5 separate regions of the Homo sapiens genome follow, and regions 1, 3, 4 and 5 are each linked to region 2. Evidence: chromatin contacts called from ENCODE Hi-C data. All regions are on one chromosome and are shown on one strand. Each heading gives the region's core, a stretch centred on a gene start or an enhancer-like site at or near the end of the contact. The rest is flanking DNA. Distances are from core to core; before and after follow the strand shown. Region 1 holds the start of MTMR12 (myotubularin related protein 12). Region 2 holds the start of NIPBL-DT (NIPBL divergent transcript). Region 3 holds the start of TARS1-DT (TARS1 divergent transcript). Region 4 holds the start of ZFR (zinc finger RNA binding protein). Region 5 holds the start of TTC33 (tetratricopeptide repeat domain 33).

Region 1 (3,074 bases), core at 337-2,836, 4.6 Mb before region 2:
TTACAACTAGGACTAAAAATAAGACCCATTTTAAGAGCACTTTCCCCTGGAGAAAACACACATATCTTGAATTTAAAGATACATATGCAAATGCCTCAGGCCCCAGGTGGTCTTTACGGAAGCAGTCCCTGATCAGATCTCTCATCCACAGCCCACGTGCTTCTGCATTACAGAGGTGGGAAGACATCTGCAACAAATTTGGCGGTGCTTCTGCACTTCTGCTGGAGAGAAGGGCAGAAAAAAACCTTTACAGATGCAAAACAAGAAGGCTTCTCATTAGGCATTTGGATTAAGAACTATTGCTCAAGAAGCCCTGAGCAAGGCCTACAAGTTCTGATCTCTCTAACCTCCTCTCCTATGACTGTCCCCCTTGTCCATGGGCCTCTGCCATGCTGGCTTCCTTGACGCTCCGCCAACCCTTCAGACACACTCCCACCTCACGACCTTCCCGGGGGCTGTTCCCTCTACCTGGACGACTCTTCTCTCAGACCTCTCGTATCTTCAAGTCTCGGCTCAAATGCCACCTTTGCGAGGAGGAAAAAGATTTCTTTTCTTTCCCATGATATTTATCACCTCCTACTACACCGTATAATTTACTTAATTATCTATAATTCACCCCGTTTCTCCTTTCCCCCTCAAATAAGCTCCAGGAATGCAGAGATCTCTGTCCTGTTCACTGATGTCTATCACAAGCACTTAGTGCCTGACACACAGTAGGAGCTCGAGAAGTATTTTCTGAATGAATGAACAAATTTCTTGACCTGAAGATTCAGAAGAGTAAGAAGTGGGTGGAAAGGATGATGGTGAGGGGATGAGGAGAAAGAAGCGACAGCGGAGAATTCCCAAGGGAGAGACAAGCAGAGACTGGCTGAGGCCAGGCCGACCCCCTTTTCTCCCCGCAGCGCTGACGGGAGGCGGACGTAGGTGCAGGGCATCCCGCCAGCCGCACCCGAGGCACTCAGACGCAGGCAGCGGAGGCCGGCGGGCTTCTGGGCTCACTGAGAAAGTCCAGAGGCAGGACGGACCCACGCGGGCTCCGAGCAGGCCCCGTTGGGGGCTCCGACCCACGGCCCTACCCCTCCCAGCAGTGCCCACAACCCCAGGTCCTCTCCAGAATCCCCAGGGGCGTTCCGGGCCGCAATCCCTTCTCGGCTCGGGCCCCTCCACCAGCCTCCAGCGCTCGGGCCCTGCGCTCAGGCACCTGCCTGCCTGCGCCGGGGTCCCCATTCCGGCCCGCGCGGAGGCCCCAGCGCGCTCCTGCGGCCTCAGCCCGCCTGGCTGCCCCGTCGCCCGGCACAAGGGCAGGAAGCGCTCCGCGGCGCTCCCCGCTGCAAGGAAGGGGCTCCCGGCGCCCCTCGCCCCGGCCGCCCCTGCCCGACGCCCCGCCTGCGCGGCGCCCCCTCACCTCAGGGCGTACGTACGACACGAAGGAGGGCTTGGGGGCCTTGGTGCCGCCGCCACCGCCGACTACTCCTTTCCCCAGCATACCGCCGCCCTGGGAAGCAGCGACGCGCGGACGCAGAGGCGGCGGCTCGGGCTCCAGCTGGGGCAGCAGCGGCGGCCACCAGCACTAGCGGCTGGGGCTCCGCCCATCCCCAAGGCCGCGACCGCCGCGATGCCGCCCGCATCCGGCTCCGCCGCTGACACCGCTCGCCCCGCCCAGGCCCGTGGGCCCCGCCCATCCCGTGCGCGGGCCCAGAGAGCCGGGAGACCGCAACTGGAGGCCACGCCCCCCCATCACGTCAGGAGAGTTTGACCCGCCGAGATTCACCACCTTCCTGCGGCAGAGCCCGCCCTCATGCTTTCTCTGATTGGCCCGAGGCGCTGCCGGCCGAACCCCGCTCCCAACCCATTCTTGAGTGCACTTGGAGAGATGTTTCCTCCAACCAATCCAGAGAGCGTTCTCTCCGGACTTTCCAACGATTGGATGGCGAGGATAAAACCGTCGTCCAATGATCCTGCAGTCACCAAGTTGTCGTTAGCAGGGGTTCACGGCAGTCGTTTTCTTCCGTTTGCTTGTGTCTTTGGAATAAAACGTCCAAAAATGGGATGTATGGAATCTTGCTATAGGAGTTCCCAACTTACAGCGATGACGTTCAAGGTTTTTTATTTTATTATTATTTACTTTTGAGACGGAGTTTTGCTCTTGTCGCCCAGGCTGGAGTGCAATGGCGCGATCTCTGCTCATTGCAACCTCCGTCTCCCAGGTTCAAGCGATTCTCTTGCCTCAGCCTCCTGAGTAGCTGGGATTACAGGCGCCCGCCACTATATCCAGCTAATTTTGTGTGTGTGTGTGTGTGTGTGTGTGTGTGTCGTTCTGTCGCCCAGGCTTGAGTGCAATGGCGTAGTATAGGCTCACTGCAACCTCTGCCTCCCAGGTTCAAGCGATTCTCCTGCCTCAGCCTCCCGAGTAGCTGGGATTATAGGCGCCTGCCATCACACCCGGCTAATTTTTGTATTTTTAGTAGAGACGGGGTTTCACCATGTTGGCCAGGCTAGTCTCAAACCCCTAACCTCGTGATCCGCCCGCCTCAGCCTCCCAAAGTGTTGGGATTAGAGGCATGAGCCACCGCGCCATGCCGCTAATTTTTGTATTTTTAATGGAGACGGGGGTTTCACCATGTTGGCCAGGCTGGTCTCAAACTCCTGACTTCAGATGATCCACCCGCTTCGGCCTCCCGAAGTGCTGGGATTACAGGCGTGAGCCACCGCGCCCGACCTCAAGGTTTATTATTTTAAATGTAAACAAAAATGAGACAAACGATGACTCACGCCTCTAATCCCAGCACTTTGGGAGGCCGAGGCGGGTGGATCATCTGAAGTCAGGAGTTTGAGACCAGCCTGGCCAACATGGAGAAACCCTATCTCTACTAAAAATACAAAAATTAGCCTGGTGTGGTGGCGGGCGCCTGTAATCCCAGCTACTCGGGAGGCTGAGGCACGAGAATCGCTTGAACCAAGGTTGCAGTGAGCCAGGATCGCGCCACTGCACTCCAGCCTGGGTGGCAGAGCAAGACTGTGTCTCAAACAGAAAAAAAAAAGTGTCAAATCAAGTGTTAACAAGGCAGTGAGGA
Region 2 (3,110 bases), core at 351-2,850:
ATAATCGCATTCATTCCTTAACCACATACTACGCATCTACTGTGTGGCATTCTAGGCGGGGGCCGTAACACCAGTGCAGAAAAACACAACCTCTTGTCCTCTTAGAGCTTACATTGCACTGGGGAAGGAGAGATAAGAAGATAAACAAGTATGGATATGTAGACTGTCCAAAGGATAAAATGAGAAGGGGGCTAGGGAACTTTCAGTTTAAAAGTAGCCGCGGAAGCACCGAGTGACACGAGCAAAATCCTGAAGGTGAAGGAGCAAGCCCTGTGGACGACGCTCAGGGAAGAGTCCTACTCGCAAGGATGCCAGGGCAGGCCCGCCCCCACCCTCAACGGCGCGCGGGGACTTCTGCCGCAGTCAAGGCTTTGGCTCACTCCCCTCAAGACGGGAAGCCATTCGCAGGGCCTAGAGAAAAGGAGTGACAGGATCTTGGCCCCCTGAGTGGCCTGAGGCAAAAGGAATAATCTAAGCAAGTTTTCCTACTTACTTTTAGCGCACTGGTACACACACAAATACACAATACAATTCATATAACACGAATTTCGTCCCGGTTGAGTAAAATTCCGCTTACCTACTGCACTTTTTACCGAAAATAGCCCCTTTTTAATTTACACAAACTTAATAGAGAACGGTGGAACAATGGTTACTTCTTGTTTTACAATTTAAAAACTACAACAACCATAGTACTGTACGTATAATCACATATTGTATTCCAGCCTTGTCCAGCGCCTCAGTTTTCCGAACCTAAAGAGGAAAACGATGTTTGAAATCAGCTGGCCGCAGGCCCGCGGGTCGCCCGCAGTCACCGGTGGCTGAGTCGGGGCCGGCGGTTCTCCCCGCGCGCTCGGCTCCACCCACACCTAGAGGGGGGCGCCCGGGCAGCCGCGGGCGAGCTTCTCGCTCGCGCAGCGTCGCCTACAGGCCTTTATCCTGACCGTTAGAGAAGAACCCAAACCTCTGCCGACAAAAAGCAAAAGCAGCGGAGACCGCGTATTTCCAGAAATAAACGCATCATCACAAACACGATTCCAATTCAATCCAGCCGACAGTCGTCTTCACCTCCAAAGGTTGCGTTCTTATTCGCAGAAATAACACGCAGTCGGGCGTAAGGTCCCGGCTCTCAAAAGGCAAGGTGTACGATCCATCCATCCACCCGGCTGCAGGGACACCATTTAAAACGGGCATCATCGCCATCGAATCGCGGGCGTCCTCTGTGGGGCCGCCCGGAGATCGGCTCCCTAAAGCTAACGACGACCTGGGACAGCCAGCGCGGCCTCCAGCCGCCGCCGTCGGCGACCTGAGAGCCCGTCCGGGCCTGAGTGCCCCCCACGCTCACGACCACCACCGAACTCGGGCCCCGCTCCTGTCGGCCTCCAGGAAAATAAAGACAGAGGAGAGCCGGCCCGCCTGTGTCGCAGGGCAAACGTCGCTCTGAAGCATCGACAATACTGGCAACATCCACAGCCGCCCTGAGGGGACGGGCGTAGAGGAGAGCTGCCGCCTCCCGGCTGCTGGGCCCGGGTGCCGCGCGGCGCGGCCGAGGACGCGAGCCCAAGTGGCGGCAGCGGCGGCTGCGGCGGTGGCGGAAGTGGAGTGGGGAAGAGGGGGTGGTTGTTAGTGTTTGGCGCCGGCGGAGGGAGTCATTCCTGCAGCTGCACTTCCGGTCGGCATTTTGTTCTGAGAGGGAGAGACGGAACGAGAGAGAGACACACACAGGGCTCCTTCCCCCCGCCCTCCCCCCCCTCCCTCCGTCGGTACCGACTCACCCGACACCACCAAGCCGCAGGGAGGGACGCCCCCGCCGACAGGAGAATTGGTTCCCGGGCCCGCGGCGATGCCCCCCCGGTAGCTCGGGCCCGTGGTCGGGTGTTTGTGAGTGTTTCTATGTGGGAGAAGGAGGAGGAGGAGGAAGAAGAAGCAACGATTTGTCTTCTCGGCTGGTCTCCCCCCGGCTCTACATGTTCCCCGCACTGAGGAGACGGAAGAGGAGCCGTAGCCACCCCCCCTCCCGGCCCGGATTATAGTCTCTCGCCACAGCGGCCTCGGCCTCCCCTTGGATTCAGACGCCGATTCGCCCAGGTAAATTCCTGCTCTTTATTTCGGCGGCGGCGGCGGCGGCGCCGGCGCCAGGTCCTCAGCGTCTCTCCTCCTCGCTCCCCTCCCCGCCGTTTCCTTAGCGGCCCCAGGTCTCTTCCACAGGCGAGTCTAGAGTTCGCTCCTCTCTGGTGGCAGCCGCCTTGGGTAGCGGTGGTTTTGTACCCTCTCCCGGCCGGCTCCGGTGGCGGGGACTGGGCTCCTGCTGGGCGGCCGGGGAGGCGTAGGCCCGGCGGAGAGTGCAGGCCGCGGGCCAGCGGAATCTACTTGAGCTCGGGGATTAGGAGAGCTCCGGGCTGAGCGGAGCGACTGCTGGTCGGTGACAGGCCTCGCCCGGGAGTGGAGCCGTAGCTAGTGGGGAGGCGGAAACAATACAACTAACAGCAAATGTGCCCTGATCGTCCCCATATTTACAACTTTCCCGGTCCGGGAGTGGGGAACGTCCCAGTGAAACAAACAACCTCCCTTCTTCCCCCTGTGACCCCATGAAGGGAGGAAGTAGTTTCAGTTAGTGAGACAAACGTAAATACTCAGACGCGGATCCAGTGGTAATTCTTTCTCTTTCTAAAACTTGTTTGGACGTTGGAAAGTTCATAAAGACTCATTTTCTTTTTTAAAGAATTAAATCGTCCACATGAATATTTAATACAGAAAAACATACTGTGGTAGACACTGCACATCTCCCCCTCCCCAAGAGCTTTTATCTTGTTGTTTTGACAGTGTGTTGTTGCACATGGACTTTTTATTCAAAGACAAGTATAAAGTACTTGACAGGTTTACTCTGCCACTTTCTATTTGTATGCGTTATGTAAGGGCAGTTTTAAGCGACTATACGTAAAACACTCAGGTACTTCCTGACCAAAACGTGTAGGAGCATACAAAGAATTTTAAGTGTTCTGAGAATTGTGCTGAGATACGGGTAAAACCACTTTTCTTTTCTTTTTCCAAAAAAGAAATTAAGTTATACTTAAAATCCTTGGGAGGTTAAAAAATTGTAGAAGGTGCCATCC
Region 3 (2,986 bases), core at 21-2,520, 3.4 Mb before region 2:
AATCACAGCGTGATTACCCACCCCTCAGAGGGCTTCAGAAGCTTGTGGATACAATCCCAGCGACACAGGTTATGATAGGGAGAAGAGGAATTCTGTTGAGGGATTACAAAGGAGAATGAATGTATCAGGAACACATTAATTTGTACAACATCTTGTGAAAGGGTCTGCTCAGGTGTGATTACTACATTCTTGGTCTTACAGGGAGGCAACAAAAACAATTATGTTCCTTGTGATGTGTCTAAACTTTATCCTTTGCTTTGGCAGAGATGGCGTGGGGATTTAGGGGAGTGGGACCTTGAGGCTTCTTCAGTTCAGATGTCAAAACGCCATTATTTGGGGGTATGTTTCTGCGCCTCCAACACTGTTTAACAGGGAGGCTTGTTTCATCCAGTAAGGGAGTCAAGAAATGGTTCCCCGAAGAAAACGATTCTTGAAATCTGACAATAAATGAGGTGTCAAACAGGCAAAAAGTGTGTCGGAATGAGCACGGATGAGGGTAGGGTGGAAAAATCTTGGTACTTAGTCTGTGGGAAGACCTGAGGAAAAAAAGCCACTACAGTTTATAGTTCAGTGTATGGTGGGCGAACGAGATGAAGCCGAAAACTTGGACAATCAGGGATTGTCCAAGAGCAAGGGAAAGCCACCAAAGATTTTTCAGCAGATTGCCGTGATCATATTTGTATTTGAAGACTACAACGATGCTGTATGAAAAATGGATGCACAAAGCCGAATTGGGAAGCTATTGTTCCTGGAAAGTATAACCCTGAAGGCGGAGAGTTGTAGAGAACAGAACTGATGTTTAAAAAGAAAAATCCACAAAACGTGGTGGTGGAGCACGTACCTGAAGTTATGCCTATTGCGCTTCTGATTTCAAATAAGTAATTGTTTTAAATTGCCTACTAACATAAAAAAGCCCAGTCGATTCCAAACACTGGCACCCAGGCGTGAGAATCCATGGTTATTTCCTTGGGTGAGCTTTATTGTATTTTTGCGGGCGCTATGGAAATGCTCCTCCAGGCAGTACAGATCAGCAGCGGCTCGTAGTGAAGAACGTTCAAGGAAGAGTTTGTCCCGGATCAACAGGACATGGGGCTTGGGAAGCCTGGACTGCCATGAGGAAGGTCGATTCACCACTACAGACAGGGAGCCTGAGGCCTGGGTGGTGCCGACAAGTCGGCAGTCACGCCAGGTCAGGAAGCGCCGAAGCCGCGGGAAACCCTGGACTCCATCCCGGGATTTGTCCCCGTGTCGAAGATGGTATCCAGGTCGCCGAAAACTTCCCGGAAGTTTAGACCAAGACCTACTTATTATCTACGGTGTCCGGGAAGGTCCATGATTGTTCCACATAAAGTCAGAAGGGAGGAAAGGCGCACGCGCATTGGGGACTTGACTCTGGAAAGCGTCCAGACCAAGGTCAGCGGAGAGTAGGCATGTAGCTTCTGCAGTTGCTCCTCCTCACCCTCCGCGACCTGATTTCCTAGAAGGGCTCTGTCACCCGAAAAGATTTTCCACTGGCTTAGAGGAGGGAGGGCCCGCCTTCCCCCGTTATCCATTGGCTGCTCGTTCCGCCGCAAGTTGGGGGCGGGGTTAGGGCGCCTTTCGATTGCATCAGCTGGTCCAGCCGAGGCCAAGTCCCGGGCGCTAGCCCACCTCCCACCCGCCTCTTGGCTCCTCTCCTCTAGGCCGTCGCTTTCGGGTTCTCTCATCGCTTCGTCGTTCGCCAATGTTTGAGGAGAAGGCCAGCAGTCCTTCAGGGAAGATGGGAGGCGAGGAGAAGCCGGTGAGCAAACTTGGTGGGACCCAGAGACCAGCCTGGGACTCTAGTGGGTGCAGACGCTACGCTCGCGGCGGGAGCGGGGGGCAGGAAGCAGGAAGCGGCCGGGACCGCGTGGGTCGGAGAAGTGGGGGATGGTGGGACTCCTGGAAAGTCGGAACCCCCTTTGGGAACCATCCATTCATAAATTAGGGTGGGGCCTTGCAGTTCATCTGTGGGTCCATTCTCTTTACAGATGAGGAAACAGACCTTGAGTGAGCGACTTGTTCAGAGCCTCACATCTACAGTAGTTAGACGCGGAGACAGAATCAGAATCTTAGGCTTGAGGCTTCCAAACTTGCGTTTATGGCTTACTGTAAGCGGGAAACACATTGCAGAGCCTTATTTAATCAATCTCCTAAGATCCTGCGGGGGTAAAGAGCTCCATTTTAAGGAAAGGAAAACCGAGTGCCCGAGATCTGACCCAGCTTGTCCAAGTTTGGGTGGTTAAGTATACATTTTGCCCGGCACTGATCTGGGCGGTGCATGTGGGAAGATGAATAGGGCCCAGTTCCCCGACTTTGAGGGCCTCACAGGCTGATGTGTAAGAGACAGGAAAACAGCCCTAGTGCTTTGTGATCAACCTTGTGGTATTACAGAAGAGGAAGTTTAGGAAGGCACTTTAGAATTTAGTTTGGAAGAATGATTTCACCAGGTAAACAGGCAGGACGGGGCTTCCCACGTAAAGGTAGGGAAGGCAGTGAAAAGGGGCACGCAGGTGAATTGTCTTTCGGGTTGTTTGCAAGAGATATGCCAGAAGGGTTAAAGGAACAGTAATCAGAAGGATCTTAGGCAACAAGGATGTTTGAAACTTGTATTCTATACATGAAGGATCTTAAGCAGGAAGATTGTATTTGTAAAAGTCACGCTGGCATTGGGATAGAAGGTTAGGCCACATGCAGAAGGCTGTTGTAATAGTCCAAGTGAGAAGTGGTGACGTCTTCAGCTAAGGGATCCTCTATCCCAAGTCTGTGACAGGACAGTTCACTTAAAAGCCAAATTTTTTTCTTGATTGTCCACTCGAGATTGAATGGAGAAACTGCATACGGGCACATTCTAACTATGTAAATTTAATTCTAGATGATAAATGGTGACTATACGTAGATTTTTTTCACATAAAATGATATTTTTACTGTTTTGTAACTTTTTTTTTTTTTTTTTTTTTTGCTTAAT
Region 4 (2,885 bases), core at 292-2,791, 4.4 Mb before region 2:
ATCACGCAGGAGCCGTGTGCGCTTATGGCCTGAATCAAAAGTCTCAGATTGACTCAAAAGTAACAATTTAACAATCCACTGTTGTGTTTGTCTTTGGTAAGATGTATAATGAACTACAGACTTCAGAAATGAGAGCTTCCCTTAAAGCAGGGATTTCATCCGGTGCATTACAATGACTCAGTACAATCTCACTTGCATCTTCTTCCCTCCCCACCATTCCCCGCAGGGGAAAGACCCCCGCAAGGAGAATGACAGGCCCACCTGGGGCCTAAACTCCATAGCTCAAACAAGGCTGGGCACTCATTTATCAGCACTAGAAACTTCGCACATCTTTTCCAGTCTAAGAACTACACAATTTACAGGTGGTTGGTATGTGAATCTCTCTCCTTGCAGGAAAAACTAAAGGAACCCGATGAACACAGTGACACCCGCAGTTTGTCAGCAGGACTCGCTAGCGATGGAGCGTCTGGGGAAGAAGCCCCACGGCGGAGGAAAAGGTACCCGAGACAACGACACGTTATCTGGGCTCCGGGGGTTGAAGCACCAGGCGACGACGCAGAGAGGCGTCGCACGAGAAGCCAGTGGACCTGCGACACGGCACTCCCCGTGAGGTCCCTTCAGCCACCCTCTCCATCCCCCAAGTGGGAAGAAGATGGGAGGTGGGGGCTGGACGCGCGGAGGCGGGGACTGGGGGGCCTGCCGGGCGGCGGTGGCGGCTCCGCTCGGCGGCCGCAGGAGGCCATTTTAGTTAAGGGGCCGCTGAAGGGCCCTGAGGCCTCCACGTCCCTACACCTCCGCCGTCTCTACCTCCCCCCTACTGGGGGCCGCTCCCCGCCGCGGGCCGGGCCGGGCCGGGCAAGGCGGGGCGGGGCGGGGCGGGGCGGGAGAGGCCGCCGGGCTGGGCCGGGCCAGGCCTGCAGCGGGCCGGGGCTCTGGGATGGCTGGGGACGGGCGCGGGGGCGTCGCATCGACAGGATCCGGACCGAGGGGAGAGCAAGGGGCGAACAGAGAGAAGGCAGGATGCCGTTACCTATATTGGGCCGCAGCCGCCGCCGCCGCCGCCCCGCTGTGGGTGAATCCAAAGTAGTTGCCGGTCGCCATTTTGGCATCTTCCCCCAGCCGGCTGGGCACTGCGGCGGGCACGAAGAGTCGGGTCCCATGGCGGGACAAGAGACACAGAGGAGCCGAGACGCCGAGGGAGGGCAGGGAGAGAAAGAGAGAGGCGCCGTGAGAGCAGCCCTGGCGGGGCCCAGGCCGCGGCCGCGCCGCCTCCCCCTCCCGCCTCGCACTCCCTCACTCACTCGCACGCCCGGGTGGCGGCCGCCGCCTCCTCCCCGGAGCCTGCCCCAACCCCCGCGGCTCCCCGCTGCCCGGGGCCAGGGAGGGGGCCGGGCAGAGGCCTCGCGGGCCACATTAGACTCACCATAGGTGAAAGAAACTACAGGGCATATGGGAATCATGGGCTCGGGCTGCTGCTGCTGAACTCTGAACTCTCACCCGCTGCCTCCCTCCTCTGCCCCGCTCCTCCTCAGCGGAGAACAGACCGCCGCCTCCGACCGCACTGCGCAGGCGCGCCTGTGCTCGGCATCCTGGGAGCTGTAGTCCCCGCCGTCTTCGCGGCTCCCCCGGGCGCGTGCCGGGGCCTCGGCGGTGCGGGCGCGGGGAAGCCCGCGGGGGAAGAGGGGCCTGGCCTTCTCCGAAGTGGTGGTGACGCCGCGCGGCCGCGGGGCGACGGGGGCGTGTGCCAGAAGCGCCTCGCCTGTCCTCTGGGGAGTCGGGGAGCGTGACCAGAGAGAGTGACGTCTGTTCGCCTTTTTCTTTGCTTTCCACTGGCTTCCTTAACTTTTGCATGTGCACTTATTCCCTGCCTCCCTGTCTTCCTCGCTCATTAATTTTTCATTGGAATTCGAGCTGGGCAATTTAGGATTTTTCCTTATTTCCTGCTTTCCCGCAGCTTTTCCCCAACCTCTGAAGTGCGGAGGGAGGGAGAAGGAGAGGAGAGAAATAGAAAAAGGATGGAGAGTGCTTTTCTGTTGGACTAAAAGCACACCCTAAACATCCCTCCCGGACATACCTCTTGCTATACCCTTTCCTCGACCTGCACCCACTCCCTGAGCCATCCGGCGTATATCGGTCACCCAGCAGGGTGTCAGGCAGTGTTGTAGGTGCTGGAGATACGGCAGAGAACAAAACAAAGTCCCTGTTCCCGTGGAGTTTACGTTCTAGGAGCGGGTATATGTCAGCCAACAGCCGGTAGCCAAAACACAGAAATTCTGTCTGATGGTGACTGGAGCTTCAAGCATAAATAAAGCAGAGTAAGGAAAATAAGGGTAAGGGAGGTGCTATTTCATGTAGAGTGTGGTTAGGGAGACCACTTGAAGGAAGGAAGGACAGGCCTGGGAGATGCCTGCAGGAAGAGCAGCAAGTGGAAGGGTCCAGATGAAGGAATGAATGTTCAAGAGCAAGAAGATCAGTCTGGCTGGAGTCAAGTGAGAGGGAGACCAGATCACGTGCCAGATCTTTAGTGGTAAGGACAGAACAGTACTTGCCCCCATGTAAGCATTTCCTCTTTCCCTCTGTTTCCTCGCTTTCTTCCCTTTAGTTTCTCAGTTCGTTTTCAACCATTCTCTTTCCTCTTCCAGTCCCTCTTCTGATCGTCTAGTTTCTCTGGCCTTATGTTTCGTGTCTTCCATCAAGTACATATGTACTGCCTGCATTTCACCTCTTCCTTACCTTCTCCATGCCCATCCCCCAGACTCCCTGCTCCTCATCTCTCCTCATTGTTGGATATGAACATTAAAAGGAAATGCTGGCCGGGCGCGGTGGCTCACGCCTGTAATCCCAACACTTTGGGCGGCCGAGGCGGGTGGATCACGAGGTGAGGT
Region 5 (3,139 bases), core at 629-3,128, 3.9 Mb after region 2:
TGCTGGGGACAAGTATAAGTTATGGCCCAAGGTGGTGGCTCTCAACCATATGTGAAAAAACCACGCCACTATTGCCTCAGGTGTTTGAGCCATTCTCCTCCACAGATCCCTTGAGACCTAGAGATCAGGGGCTGCAGAGGTCAGGACAGACTGAGGTTATGAGGGTGTGGGAGGCCTGATGCCACTAGCAATCGACAAGTTTAACCTGAAAGAGGGAGACAAAAATACAGTCCTCTCAGACAAAAAAAGGAGTTAATATTGAGTGAAACATACAGGCAAGTTCAGGGATGGAGGGAAAGGAAAATGAGGAATTTCATGCCCCAAGCTTCACATTTCTCCAGCAAACAGCGGCTAGTCATCTGCTCAAAGTAAAAGGAAAATAACAGATCTGAGTTCTTGAGAAAAAGGGAAAAGACTAAAATAGTCACTGTGGAGATAAGGAAAAGCAACAAAGGAAAAATAGAGATACCAAACAGTAGTATCAAGGGCCCACTACTGTGTAAAAGCATGAATCTGTTATCAAGGCCATTAGCAAAGTTTTATATTTTCTTCAAAAGTGTCTGGAAACCACAGAGTACAGTCAATTTCATACACGATATGTGCTACAAGAGAGTAAACAAAGGATGCCATGACATCAGAGAAGAGACACTTGAGGCTTTCTGGAGGACTTAAGCTTTGAAGAAAACTTAGCCAGGCTTAAAAAGGTATGTGAATCCTAGAGCATGCAAAGCACTTTCTGCATTAGAAAATTTAACATTCCCAGTTGTTTCAGATATCTTAAGCCGAACGAGTTTATTGTTCCTCTATGACTATCTGAACATGAAATTAAAACTTCTTATGAAGGAGGCTTTCCTGAGTCTAGTTAGAAGCACGAGGCTTCAACATCCTAGACTTAACATTTTTTTACCAGAGTAAGAAACCATGAGAGTAAACCACAATCCACACCGGTTTCATGTTAAACTCATGAAACCAGACAAATTCAACCTTTTATATAGGATTATATTTCAGGAATGGCATAACGATTCTAAACAACGACGCTGTATTCTAAATTCCTGTACTGTTACAAAGATCCCTATAGTAGGCGCTCAACAACTGGCGACGGCTTCACATTTACCCAGCCGCCAGAGAGGGCTTGTCTTGAGTGTGTCTGAGGATGCAGCACCCAAAGGGAAAAACCACTACATGAACAAGATCAGGAAATCACAACAGCATCCTTCTGGGTAAAAGGAGGTATTCAGAGGTGAGGAATCCAAGAAACGATTTACCCAAAAACGCCACCGCAAGAGAAAAACCAGTATTAGTGACTTTCCCTTCATCGGTCAACAATAATAAAAACGCTCAGAAAGGCTGCCCCGGACGTCACCTGCGCGTTCACGGACCGCCCCGGGCCGCAGACACCTCTCCAGCGGGGAGCGGCCGGCTCGTCCCGCCCGTCCCACCGCTCAGGGAAGGTTGCGGCCGCGCAGCTCCGCGAAGGTGCCACGGCGGGCCCGACCCTCAGACTCGCTTGTCCCTGGAGACCAACCCTAGCGACCAGGCTCTGCCGGATCCCGTCGGGTTTCAACTCCTATTCCGAAGGTCCTTTCTCCCCTAATCACAACACCCACTCGCCTCTTTTTCCTCCTCTTCCTCAGCTTCCACCGCCGACCGGGCAGCCCCAGTTACCCGATAACGGCTCCCAAGGCCCCGTGTTTACATTCTTTCCCACTGGAAGCAGAAATTATCACGCCCAAATTCCTACCTGCCTTCCCTGGATTCCTGGTTTCCTAAGAAACGGGTTTGGCCCACCCCTGGGCGTTCGAACAGTCCACAGAAGCGGGCAAAGGAAAGACGACTCAGTCTTTCCCCTCCGCCAATCTCTTCTCCGGGACCACAAATCCCAGAAGTCACCGCGGCCGCCCCCACTGCATGACCTTCTGGGATTTGTAGTAGTCAGGGCCACGCGGCTGGGCGCGCCCTCTAGCAGCAGCCCTGAGTGACCGCAGCGCACGAGCGCGGGAAAATGAGGCTGCGCGGGCTGAAGAGCGCACCGAGAGGAGCCGCCCCCGCGGTACCGCGCAGCCTCGCGTCCCGTCAGTGGGGAACAAGGTGAGGGGAAAACTTATTTTACGGGATTCAAAGGATTAGGATATGCTCCTTCCCCGAAGGGGTTTATAGCCTAGCTGATGAGGTCGGCCAGACGCAGAGAACAGAGAGGCAAAATTCGGTTATAAAGGGCTCGAGGCGGCCGGGCGGGGAGGCTAGTCAGGGAGGCTCGAGGCTGAACTGCAGGCTTCACGTTAAAGTTACAAGTGAGTTGGACCCAGAAGGCAGAATTACAGCCAGAACGTAGCTGTGCATCATGTCTTGAAAATAAACGAGCACATGTAATAAAGGTAATCAAGATTGTTAATTTCTCCAACTCTCCTGCCCAAAAGACTCATTTTTGGAAGTCATACTTTCTCAGCCTCAGCACCATTAACATTTCAAACTGGATAATGCTTTGTTGGGGGACGGGGTGTTCTGTGCATTGTAGGGTGCTTAGCAGCATCTCTGGTCTCTGTCCACGGGATGTCACCACCAGTCGATTGTGACAGCCAATGGTTTCCCCAGTGAAATTTCCCCTGGAAGAAAAACTATCCCTCCCACCCTGCCCCGTTGAGAACCACTGATGTCGACCAACGATTGTCCTGAGGGTCAATGACACCCTTTCAAAGCCAAAATTATTTTCATACTAATATGAAGACGTGATTTGCCCTTTGCACAATGCTGACATTTGCACTGATGGTGGAAAAGCAATGGTAGGTCAAGGTGCTGGCCCCTCCACAGGAATTACAGTAATGACACCAAACCGTACTGGAGCTCTTCACCACCACACGCTCACAGTAAGAAAAATGGGCCGGGCGCGGTGGTTCACGCCTGTAATCTTAGCACTTTGGGAGGTCAGGAGTTCGAGACCAGCCTGGCCAACATGGCGAAACCCCATCTCTACCAAAAATACAAAAATTAGCCAGGCCTGGCGGCACGCACCTGAATCCCAACTACTCGGGAGGCTGGGGTGGGAGGATCCCTTGAGCCTGGGAGGTCGAGGCTGCAGTGAGCCGAGGTCATGCCACTGCATTCCAGCCTGGATGACAGAGCAAGGCACGGTCTCAAAAAA

What was found. Hi-C counts contacts between places; a loop is a spot of excess contacts on that map. Pooled maps may share reads with other maps.
Region 1: a map of CD4-positive, alpha-beta T cell shows a loop between it and region 2 (7-fold over the local background). The contact joins the promoter of MTMR12 here to the promoter of NIPBL-DT in region 2. A Hi-C loop is called at or near these places in 4 of 168 maps with a recorded cell type or tissue (CD4-positive, alpha-beta T cell, CD4-positive, alpha-beta memory T cell, CD8-positive, alpha-beta T cell and 1 more), 2 of 37 single-sample maps with no recorded cell type and 7 of 50 pooled maps.
Region 3: a loop to region 2 is called in a map of CD8-positive, alpha-beta T cell, with 17 times the contacts of the local background. The contact joins the promoter of TARS1-DT here to the promoter of NIPBL-DT in region 2. A Hi-C loop is called at or near these places in 3 of 168 maps with a recorded cell type or tissue (CD8-positive, alpha-beta T cell and naive thymus-derived CD4-positive, alpha-beta T cell), 2 of 37 single-sample maps with no recorded cell type and 12 of 50 pooled maps.
Region 4: a map of B cell shows a loop between it and region 2 (7-fold over the local background). The contact joins the promoter of ZFR here to the promoter of NIPBL-DT in region 2. A Hi-C loop is called at or near these places in 1 of 168 maps with a recorded cell type or tissue (B cell), 1 of 37 single-sample maps with no recorded cell type and 9 of 50 pooled maps.
Region 5: a map of CD8-positive, alpha-beta T cell shows a loop between it and region 2 (9-fold over the local background). The contact joins the promoter of TTC33 here to the promoter of NIPBL-DT in region 2. A Hi-C loop is called at or near these places in 2 of 168 maps with a recorded cell type or tissue (CD8-positive, alpha-beta T cell and naive thymus-derived CD4-positive, alpha-beta T cell) and 10 of 50 pooled maps.

The regions. Positions count from the first base shown.
Region 1 is chr5:32,311,353-32,314,426 of GRCh38, forward strand. MTMR12 (myotubularin related protein 12) reads right to left here and starts at 1,587. Exons shown (of 16, transcript NM_001040446.3): 1 at 1,406-1,587. The coding sequence starts at 1,486. RefSeq lists silencers at 916-1,055, 1,126-1,915 and an enhancer at 2,006-2,055.
Region 2 is chr5:36,875,094-36,878,203 of GRCh38, forward strand. It overlaps NIPBL-DT (NIPBL divergent transcript), which reads right to left and starts at 1,601. Exons shown (of 1, transcript NR_046262.1): 1 at 1-1,601. It overlaps NIPBL (NIPBL cohesin loading factor), which reads left to right and starts at 1,676. Exons shown (of 47, transcript NM_133433.4): 1 at 1,676-2,085. RefSeq lists an enhancer at 972-1,021 and silencers at 1,432-1,541, 2,182-2,301.
Region 3 is chr5:33,439,364-33,442,349 of GRCh38, forward strand. It overlaps TARS1-DT (TARS1 divergent transcript), which reads right to left and starts at 1,271. Exons shown (of 3, transcript XR_001742630.2): 1 at 842-1,271. TARS1 (threonyl-tRNA synthetase 1) reads left to right here and starts at 1,602. Exons shown (of 19, transcript NM_152295.5): 1 at 1,602-1,780. The coding sequence starts at 1,724. RefSeq lists enhancers at 948-1,535, 1,190-1,499, 1,600-1,789, 2,050-2,109, 2,124-2,710.
Region 4 is chr5:32,443,199-32,446,083 of GRCh38, forward strand. ZFR (zinc finger RNA binding protein) reads right to left here and starts at 1,542. Exons shown (of 20, transcript NM_016107.5): 1 at 1,424-1,542; 2 at 1,031-1,130. The coding sequence starts at 1,460. RefSeq lists silencers at 585-924, 1,155-1,844 and an enhancer at 636-1,193.
Region 5 is chr5:40,754,083-40,757,221 of GRCh38, forward strand. It overlaps TTC33 (tetratricopeptide repeat domain 33), which reads right to left and starts at 1,879. Exons shown (of 5, transcript NM_012382.3): 1 at 1,742-1,879. RefSeq lists an enhancer at 1,753-1,902.